Regions from separate parts of the Mus musculus genome. Here region 1 is linked to region 2. The links are chromatin loops, found by intact Hi-C in ENCODE. Cell type or tissue: heart. All regions are shown on one strand.

The links. A loop is a pair of places that touch in the nucleus more often than their neighbours do. Peaks named below come from ENCODE experiments on the same cell type or tissue, not always from the same donor. Only the 100,000 strongest peaks of a DNase experiment are listed, where the experiment ranks them.
Region 1: it touches region 2 in a loop (2.1-fold over the local background); 1 of 42 quality-filtered maps calls a loop at or near these places.

What each region holds. Positions count from the first base shown.
Region 1 is chr17:62,456,657-62,461,656 of GRCm38, forward strand. Gm25800 (a small nucleolar RNA gene) reads right to left here and starts at 464; the gene lies at 331-464. In heart, a CTCF peak has its summit at 2,458 (motif pointing left); a DNase peak (open chromatin) is centred at 2,445.
Region 2 is chr17:62,781,718-62,786,717 of GRCm38, forward strand. The region is part of intron 1 of Efna5 (ephrin A5); the gene reads right to left. Gm52303 (a long non-coding RNA gene) reads left to right here. Exons shown (of 2, transcript XR_003952355.1): 1 at 1-2,625. It overlaps Gm46583 (a long non-coding RNA gene), which reads right to left. Exons shown (of 2, transcript XR_001782160.2): 2 at 1-5,000. Among named protein-coding and RNA genes, the nearest start is that of Gm52303, 6.0 kb to the left of the region's middle. In heart, a CTCF peak has its summit at 2,412 (motif pointing left); DNase peaks (open chromatin) are centred at 1,484 and 2,444; H3K4me3 peaks cover 958 bases; H3K27ac peaks cover 1,678 bases.

The DNA of each region.
Region 1 (5,000 bases), 330 kb before region 2:
TTTGTTTCATGTGTGTCAGTACACCATCGCCGTCTTCAGACACACCAGAAGAGGGCATTAGATCCTCATTACAGATAATTGTGAGCCACCATGTGGATGCTAGGATCTGAACTCAGGACCTCTGGAAGAGCAGTCAGTACTCTTAACCACTGAGCCATCTATCTCTGCAGCCCTGGAGTCTCATTTCTTAGTCTCCATTTCTGTATCTCTTTGGTGGAAGTTCCACAAAACAGCCTGATGGTCTCTGAAGTGCCATCAAGTCTCTTCTAGCTCCAGCACCTTAGGTTTCCTAGACGGCTTGTAATTTATCCACGTGGCAAGTGTCTGCCATATTGTCTGAAATTTCTATAACCTTGCCCTGGAAAGACCAGGGCAAGGCCTCAAACCAACTTCAAAATTGTTCTGGCAAGCACTTTAGGGATGCACAGGGTCACTGCAGACCCAAGCATGCTGGTGGCTTGCTAGGAAAACTTTATTCTTAATAAAAAATACAATAACATTAATAGATCACTCTAGTATTATCACATGAATCAAATATATTAAAAGGTTAAATATATAAGCATTTAGGACAGTGCTTTACACATGACAAATGCACAGTATACATTCACTATTATATTCTTTTTAATACTAAACACTTTCCACAAATATCTATTGTCATTGCCCGGGCATTATACATATCTTCTAGGCCATCTTCTGCTACATATGCAGCTAGAGACAGGAGCTCTGGGGGTACTGGTTAGTTCATATTGTTGTTCCACCTATAGGGTTGCAGACACCTTCAGTTCCTTGGGTGCTTTCTCTAGCTTCTCCATTGGGGACCCTGTGTTCCATCCTATAGATGACTGTGAGCATCCACTTCTGTGTTTGCCAGGCACTGGCATAGCCTCACAAGAGACAGCTATATCAGGCTCCTTTCAGCAAAATCTTGCTGGCTTATGCAATAGTGTCCGAGTTTGGTGGCTGATTATGGGATGGACCCCCAGGTGGGGCAGTCTCTGGATGGTCCATCCTTTGTCTCAGCTCCAAACTTTGTCTCTGTTACTCCTTCCATGGGTGTTTTGTTCCCAATTCTAAGAAGGGGCAAAGTGTCCAAACTTTGGTCTTCGCTCTTCTTGAGTTTCATGTGTTTTGCAAACTGTATCTTGGGTATTCTAAGTTTCTGGGCTAATATCCACTTATCAGTAAGTGCATATCATGTGAGTTCTTTTGTGATTGGGTTACATCACTCAGGATGATATCCTCCAGATCCATCCATTTGCCTAAGAATTTCATAAAATCATTCTTTTTAATAGCTGAGTAGTACTCCATTGTTTAAATGTACCACGTTTTCTGTATCCATTCCTCTGTTGAGGGACATCTGGGTTCTTTCCAGCTTCTAGCTATTATAAATAAGGCTGCTAAGAACATAGTGGAGCATGTGTTCTTATTACCAGTTGGAACATCTTCTGGATATATGCCCAGGAGAGGTATTGCGGGATCCTCTGGTAGTACTATTTGACAATGTTCTTAAAGACTAAAATGACTTCTGTGCATGCACCCCAATGGCTCCTCTTATTCCCGTTCTGATATCTCACACCAAGTTTTATTCTCTTTGCTTTGCTGACTTTTACAGCATGAGTCATCTCTCAAGCACCATGACCCTCAAAGCTGCTGTTAACAAGTCCAGGGACAACACTTGTCATGTTTCCGATGGGTTGTCAATCCCTCTCCAATCTCTGTCTCTGGTAATATTAGTATCAGCTAAATTGTGTACTCAGAAGAAAACGCAGGAATAAAGTATTTCCTGGTGTGCAACCATATCTGACCGTGGATTTCTAACATAGGGCATATTTCTTTGGAATTTTTACATGGCTCTGGAATGTTTTAGTCCCTCGTGGTCTGTTATTGATCTAAGGCTCTATAAACTACTTTTGTGATTCTGATTTGAGAGATCAGAGAAGACATACCCACTGAATGATTATACTCATGGAGGATGACAGTCAAGAGGAGCCCCTTGCTAAAACCACAGAGGCCCTAGGAGGATTGTCTCTTGCTCTTAGATTTCTGAGCAACATGGTGACAGAAGTTCTTCATAACACCAACAAAAACAATTAAAACAGAAGCAAAACACTGTGTGGGTGATTTTTATGCCACTCCTGAGTTAAACTAGAGGGTAAATTGTCCAACACGTGCCTACTCAGCTCTTCAACATTTGCAATCAGAGGACTTCAATGGCTGGGGATGAGAGTCCACGAGACTGAAGCACACATACACCGGGCCAACTTCCATGGACATGCCTCATCTCAGGCCCAAAGTTTGGTTTTGTGTCCTGAGGCTTGACAGAGTTGCTTTCTTTTTCCTTCAAGCAGAAATATTTGGCTCCTTGGTTTGGAAATTAAATCCTAGAGGCTCCCAAGAAATGGTACATCTGCTTCAGCAAGTCCTGGAGGACCAGGCTTTAATTTACTGCCCCCTGGTGGATGGATCGGAGTTGCAGTTCATTTAAGTCTCAGCCTTGAGAGCTAAGTCTTTTCTGTTCATTGATGCATAGTTGTCGGTTCAAACCCTGAATCTCAGTTACTCTACATGGCATTTCCTGTTGAGCTTGGATCAGTAAGTGGCTGGAACGTCTGTAGACGCTCACTTAACCGGTGGCGCTTCCCTGCTCTGAGGCTATTTATCTTTGTTCCGTTTCAGTGGCATTTCTAACTACTTTTACAGACCTTTAGTCCAGTCCCTGGCATTATACCTCCGACTAATTTCTCAAGTTTCTAGGAGAGCTGGCTTCTACCTCTGGGCTCACAGCGGGCTTAATTCCCATCCCACAGTCACAGCCAAGACCCTTGAGATTTGTTCTCATCTAGTGAGGGAAGGCAAGGGCCACAGACGAACCCAAGCATGGCTCTCACTGACCTCTCCTCCTTTTCCAAGAACTGTTCCAATTTCCTCTGCTTGGCGGTGCCCACTGGCTTTGATTTAAAAAGAAATCCTCAGCCTGTTGTTCACAAGGGAACTTTTAAGGCTTCCTTCGTTGACCTTCAGCCATTAATCTCAAACCAACTAACAGAATACTGCAAACCCTAGCCTGGTAGCCCTAGATGTACCCCCACAAGGGACTGTTTCTTCACATACCAGGACAGCACCCATCGTCCCAGTTGAGAAACTAAATCCATCCTAGGAACAGCATGTCACCCTGCAGGCTTTGCTGAAAAAAAAAGCAATCTTTAATTAATTATTAAAGATCAGAGATGCAGGGAAGGCTCTTACTTCCACAGACTACAAATACTTTTTCCTCTCCTCTCCCCTTCTGACCTGCAGTCTCTTCCTCAGCAACTATCTCTCTAACCCGTTGACCTCAACTTCCAGTTGGTGGACACTCAACTTTCTCGGATTCTTGTTGGCATCTATTGGCCTTCCTACTCTAAGAGGTGAGATCACCTGAAGGTGTGATCCCTTAAGTGATAAGAAAGCTAAGCCCATTCAGTCAGCTCCTATCTGGACACATTTGATTGATTCGTAATCTAAAAATGTACTATAGACTCCAAGTTCAGCCTGGGTATCTTTCGTGACTATTAATACTGAGTCATTCCTCCTGTTTCAATACAGCTCTAAATCCCATTTGAAACATCCACAGCTCTTCCTCTCGGCTGTATTCCTACCCATGTGTATTTTGTGGAATTACATACATGTCCCGAAAGGCCTTAAAAGGAACTTCCCTATAAGTTCCTATTTTGTGAGATGACATCTTGCAAAATCTCTGTTTCCCACACTGAAGTATTGAAAGAATACAATCCTCCTTTTACTCTTGTCTGCATAAACCAGAAAGCATAGATGGTGCTACTGAGTGACAACATCTAGCTTTGTTTAAGGTATTCAGAACATTTTTTCGTAATTTTTTTGTAGGCAGTATCCATGCACGATAGCTAGAACATACCTAAATCTCATTTGGAGTTTTCTATATTACACCATATATAATACAAGGCTGTCCGACCACCAGATCACTGAAGGATTATATAGATCTTGATGATGAATTTTGTCACATGTTTGCACAAAGCTCTACAGAGACTGCCCTAAAGGCATTCTTGGGCATCCGCCATTTTTTCCTGGCTTTCCCTTTCCAAATCAGTGTTCCTGACTACCCCACTCCTCCCCTGCCTTTCGTCATCATTGTCCATACCAGCAGAGGTACAGGTCTCCACACAGTAGGTCCCCACACTCTGCAGCCCCCCAAAGTGCAGATTCTGTGATTTTTATCCAGAATTCTTTTCTCCACTCACTCAGCTATCATGGGAATCCTACTGAATACAGATATAAAGTCCACCCCTTGTAAATTTTCACTTTATAAAGCATTCAATCATTCACTTATCGCTAATCACCAGAATTGTTCCACAAATATAAGTTGTTTTCAGTCACTTCCTCTAGACAACACTTTCTGGTTTTTAACCTACAAAATCGATTTGAGGTGATCCAAACAGGAGAAAGGACCATAACAAATAGTTGGCACAGATTTGCTGTCTAAATGAGAACAAGTTTAAAAGCTACTTTGGATCCACAAATCATATTAGACCGGTGTGATTATATATCACTTACTACATTTGTGTTCTAACAATACAGAACCTCTCTTTCCCTATCGATATCTACAATGATACTTGTTCTCTGAGAGTAGCACCTACCCTCGATATTTGGGGATGTCTATCCTGAGCGCTGCATTGATACATACTCTCGAGAGAATTGCATGGCCTTGAGGGTCAGTTTTCAAAGACCAATGCATCTTGTCAGACTGCGCTGAGACTGGGGTCTGAGAAGAATGCTGAAGGCTTTGATGGATTATCACTGAAACTGAACTGTGCTGGAAAGTTATAAATCATCAACTTCCTTCAGGCCGAGACAGCACTGATTACTAGATAGATCATCAAAGTCACCAAGCTATCCTGGGTCCTGAATGGTACATTTTTTTAAAAGGCATCATCAAACAAAAATGTAAACAAGGCTAATATGCGTTCCGGGGCATGAGAAGTTCG
Region 2 (5,000 bases):
CATGTGGAGGTTCCTCTAAAAACACAGGGGCCACCACAGAAATGGCAGCTACAGTCTGAAACCCACACTGTGAAACAATTACACACTACTGTTTTTCAAATAAAAGACGTGATGGTAAACTTATTCATATAAAAGACTGTAGATATTTTCTTTTTAAAAAAATATAATATTCCACGAAACAGTCTTTGAGTAAAGGGCACTGAACTATTAAATTCTACCCCAACCAAATATATTCCAACTTTTATTTCAAGTTCAAAAGAGGAGAAGGATAGGCTAGAACTATCTGGATTCTTTCTATAACTTCTAAATTTTGACACAGTGTGTGTAAGGCATATTTCAAAGATGTTGTATCTGTTTAACACAAGTTCAGAGCAGAGGCCCAGCTCCTGGTAGGGGAGAGAAACTCTTCCTGTATTTTTGAGAAGACCCAAAACTGAAGGACCTCTAATTTCTAGTAATTATCCTGGTACCTTACAGCCCATGATTACAGATATAACCATGCCCTGAGCTGCCCTCCAGTTTGTTCTAAACTCAGTGCTTGTAATTAGTCTTGATTAATACTCCACATTTCATATCAACAGAAACAGTGAATCCAAAAGACCCTGTGTTTTCCTGCCTCATGGAGTCCCGCTGCTGTACATGTTCTGTGCCTTCATCAAGGGAACCTGCTGAGCAAATGGGATCGGACAAAGCCTTGGCACCCACCTGGCCTAACTATTCCCGGGGAAGCAGCAAGGCCTTTCCTGTAACCATCTTAATCCCTTATATCAACTAATTAATACACAGAGAAAGCTTTTACTTGTGTGTGAGCAATTATACCAAGTTCCTGGTCAGTGTCCAAATGGATTCACAATATAACTCATGAACAATGAGGCTTAGGGAAAGACATCATCTAAAGATGACTTCTAAAATGAAGAAGAGCTTGAGAAGCAGGCATTAAATGACTCTGTTAGTAGCAGGGTGCCGGGACAGAAAATAAATGCCATTCTTTTTTTTTTTTTTTTTTAGTAAACTAATTCTGAGGCCTTATTTTGCACATGTGTGACTACCTTAACCAGGCCATTTACATGAGCAAACTAGAACCAACAGATAAAGGAGTTGTGACTCTCTCTTTAGATAGCTGAAATGGTTAAAGACTTGCAAGGGGCTGAAAAGCAAGAAAACGTCATGTCCTCAAATAACTGCCAACTACTAAACATCTGAACAAACTCACTGCGCACAGACTCCTGAAAGCTACCCGAGACTCAATGAGTTCACCTTGCTGCCTCGGCGCTAAGTACCTGCTCTCAAGGTCCTTGTGTTCTTTCCCTTTTAGAATGTGTAACAGGAAGCAGTGATTTGCGAATCACGGCTGCCTGAGGACTAGCTGAAAACTGGAGCCAGCCTCAGAGGATGGGGAGCAGAGGAGGGCTCAGAGCCTGAAGCAGAGTACAGCATCCCCTGCTGCAGGTTCTGCCCTCCACCTCACCTCAGCCAGAGTGGCAGTCGTTCTAGTGTCAGGGCAGCTCGTCCTCCAGCAGAGCAGAGGGCACAGGATCCTAGTGGCTCGGGCAGTCGAGAAAAGGCTCTCCCGATAAAGCATTAGATTGTGGTAACAGGCCCTGGTGTGCACTGGGAACTCTTCCTGTGCAGACGTCTGGCTGTCTGGCTGGGTGGGAGGACTTTATCCAATAAAGGTCCAGCACCAAGTTCATGGAAGCCAAGCTTTTAAGAAACAAAATGCTTCCTCTAGTCACCACCCTGATAGACTGTCATCTACCACACATTCACACTCATGTATTTGTGTGTGTGCGTGCTGTTTAGACTGTCAGAATTACTGTACTGAGTCACCCTTAGGAATCAGACACTGTCCTCCCAGCTAGAAGAATCGCCCACCCCTGGAATTTTCAGGATCTTTTCCCACCTTTCCCAGTGTATACCCACTGGCAGGAACCAAAGAGCTATCACCCTGACAAGAGAAAACAAGCTGTGGGCCACTCTAAGGAAACAGGTTTTTCCTTCCCTCGTAGAGACATTCTTTCTTGGTGAGCTCATGTAAAACAGCAAAATGCTCAGTGAACATACTTGGTCCCATTCCCTGCAGGTGACTGTGCCCTTCAGCTTGACCTGTGATATAGAAAGAGAGAAAAAAAACCACTCTCCAGTTTCTAAGTAAAAGGTGACCATTTGGCAGCTAAGGTGATGGAAGCTGGAAACAGTGATGTGGAAGAACTTGTCAGACAGGTGTGGCCCGGGAGCTGGGAACACAAAGCAAAATGTTTCTGGGGGCCAATCTTGAGCCAAATTAATTTAAAAGGACAGGATAGCGACTGTGTGATGTTTGTGCTATGTTGGTATTGGGGGAAGAAAAAAAAAAAAAAAACTGTTCTTATCTGGCAAGGGCGCCCCCTGCTGGCCGCCACTCTGAACTCCGCCTCTTGGTCTCTCTCCAGAGAAGGCAGAATTGCTTGCACAGCACAGAGAATCCGGCAGGGTTAGATGGGCGAGTCCCTCGCAAAGCACACAAAAAGAGCAAAAGGTGCGGGTCACCGCCCCAACCACAATCTACCTCCGTCACGGTTCTCTGCAGTCAGATAAATTACAAGGCGGCTGGAAAGAATGACTACGCTGATTACTGCTTTGCAGGTGAGACGTTGGAAAGCCAGGGAGGAAAGAGGCCATTTTATGGGGCCCAGCCGCAGAAAGGATTCCTAAATTACACTCACATGTTTATAGCGCTTGACTATGGGACTAAATCTCCACTATCCTTCTAATGGCTCCGGTTTATTGTGACATTCTTAATAGTAATTACTTAAGGTCCCAAGCACATGACACAGCAGCCTAGGATTAAAACCCATTCGAACAGTAGACAGAACACCTTGCCAGCGAGTGACCTAAAATCAGCCTTGTGTTCCCACGCCATCCCCCACTTACCCCCTATTTCTTTGCGAGCTACTAGGTGCACAGACATTTTTTCATGAGCTGCTCTTCCAGTGTCTCCGCTTTCCCCTCTCACCTATTTTGTCCTATGTTTGGCCTCTTACAAAACCCTGCTAATGTTTCACAATATTGGCACACTACCCCCCCCCGTCGTCTCCCCCCCCCCAAAAAAAATTCCAGCAAAACACTTTGGGCAGAAAACACTTTGTAATCTGGGGCTCGTGTTTAAACTCGCTGTCGTCCATTGGAACTAGTTACTCAAGGAAAATTGCCACGGCGCTCAGCTGGTTCAGACTACCACAAAGAAAACCTGTTTGTGGAGGCACACGGGTCTCTGCACTCCTGACAGAAACGTCATACTTGAGCGTCTTTAGCTCGGAGTTATATGCCCTTAGTCTCCGAGAGTTCACCAGCTCAGGCTGAACTTGGCTTCCCCCTGGGACCTCAATCTCATGTCTGTTCCCAGCTCTCGACTTCAAACACGGGGGACAGGGATGCAAGGCATCTAGGCGTGAGCAGAGAAATATAATAGACAAAACAAACATGCTTCATCCCCTTTGGGTCACTGGGTCTGGTTTTCATTTTCTAGTTTACATACGAAACCAAGGGGTAAGAAGAAACGCCCATGGAATACAGGACCGGGGGTGGGGGGGGTGGGGGGGGGATCCCTTATTTCTGAATTTTAAAGACACTGCCATACATCGAAACGGGTTGTTTGCTCTTTATTGGATCCAGTTTGCTGAAATTTTTAGTTTTCAGTTCTTTGTGTTTCTTCTGCAAGTGGAAGACTACCCAAATGAAACAGTTTATAGTTATCCTTGTATGTGCTAGTTCGAAGAACGCTTGCTGACCGTCAGGTGTGTTTTTGTCCCCATGTCCGATGTGGGACAATATTTAATTCAAGAGTGTATTTTATTCACCTCTTGCCTTAGCTGGTCCTGTAGGCAGGCATCCCCAGGAATAGCTTGATGAGGGAAATGTTTACCTACCAAAAGCTGTGAGAATGACAATGTGGGCTGATTTTTATTTATAAGAGGGGGGAACTGAGCAATTTTACAATGAACCCGATCAATCTGTACCCGTTTGGGGAATAATTCTTCTCTGAATAGAGTTATCAAGACACCTGTAGTTTACCTGACCCTGTGTCTACAGGAAGCCAGAGGTTCTCATAATTATGTTCAAATGCAAAGAACTTTTACTGGTTACCACTTAGACAGTAGATGACCCCCATAAGACTTGGGATGACTTCAGTTGCTCCACGTGTCCAAAGGCTCCAAACTGCACATCCATGTTCACACATGCATTCTCTAGGAAAGCCAGAATCAGCCTCTCTTTATTTCAAATGTGGGGTAAGTACAGTGGCTATCAGCTGGACAAGCCGTGGAGAAGGTTATTCACCTCTGCAAACATCACAACAGTAAGCCATGTGCTAGCACAAGGGAAGTCCGCCATCTCTCAGGAAGCCAACCTTGTTCTGGTTTTTTTTTTTTTAAGCTACACTGTGTTACAATACTCTCATATTGTAACAATACTTAGAAACTATGTCAGCAAGAGGAGAGAGAGAGAGAGAGAGAGAGAGAGAGAGAGAGAGTATCAATAAATAAGCTCTGTCTGATACCCCTCAGATTAAACTCAATATGCCATTAATATGAAAAGAATTTGACAGTTTACATAAGGGATGTGACCTGGTGCCAACAACCTCTGGCTTCTTCATTCTCCAGATGGTAGCAGATTAGCAGGCAGCCTTTATTCTCCTAAGAAGATTTCCCCCCATGGAAAAGCTATAAAGACCAATTCTGTTCCAAACTTCAAGTCTCCTTCACAAATGTCTACCCAATTCTAGGCCTTAACTAATGCCTATTAAAAGAAGCCCTTGGGCTCAACGTTATGCAGTGTGGGGGGAAAACACTAAAGGCAAACTTAACTCTAATGCCTGCCTTTAAAAGATCTATTGACAGAAGCAGTAGGGAGAGTTTGAACTGATGTTAACTTAAAGAAAAAAAGCTGGTGAGATTCAATTGTGGATGTGAATGCTCGAGTGAGTTTGATCTTGACGGGGGCTTAAGATAAGGAGGATAAAA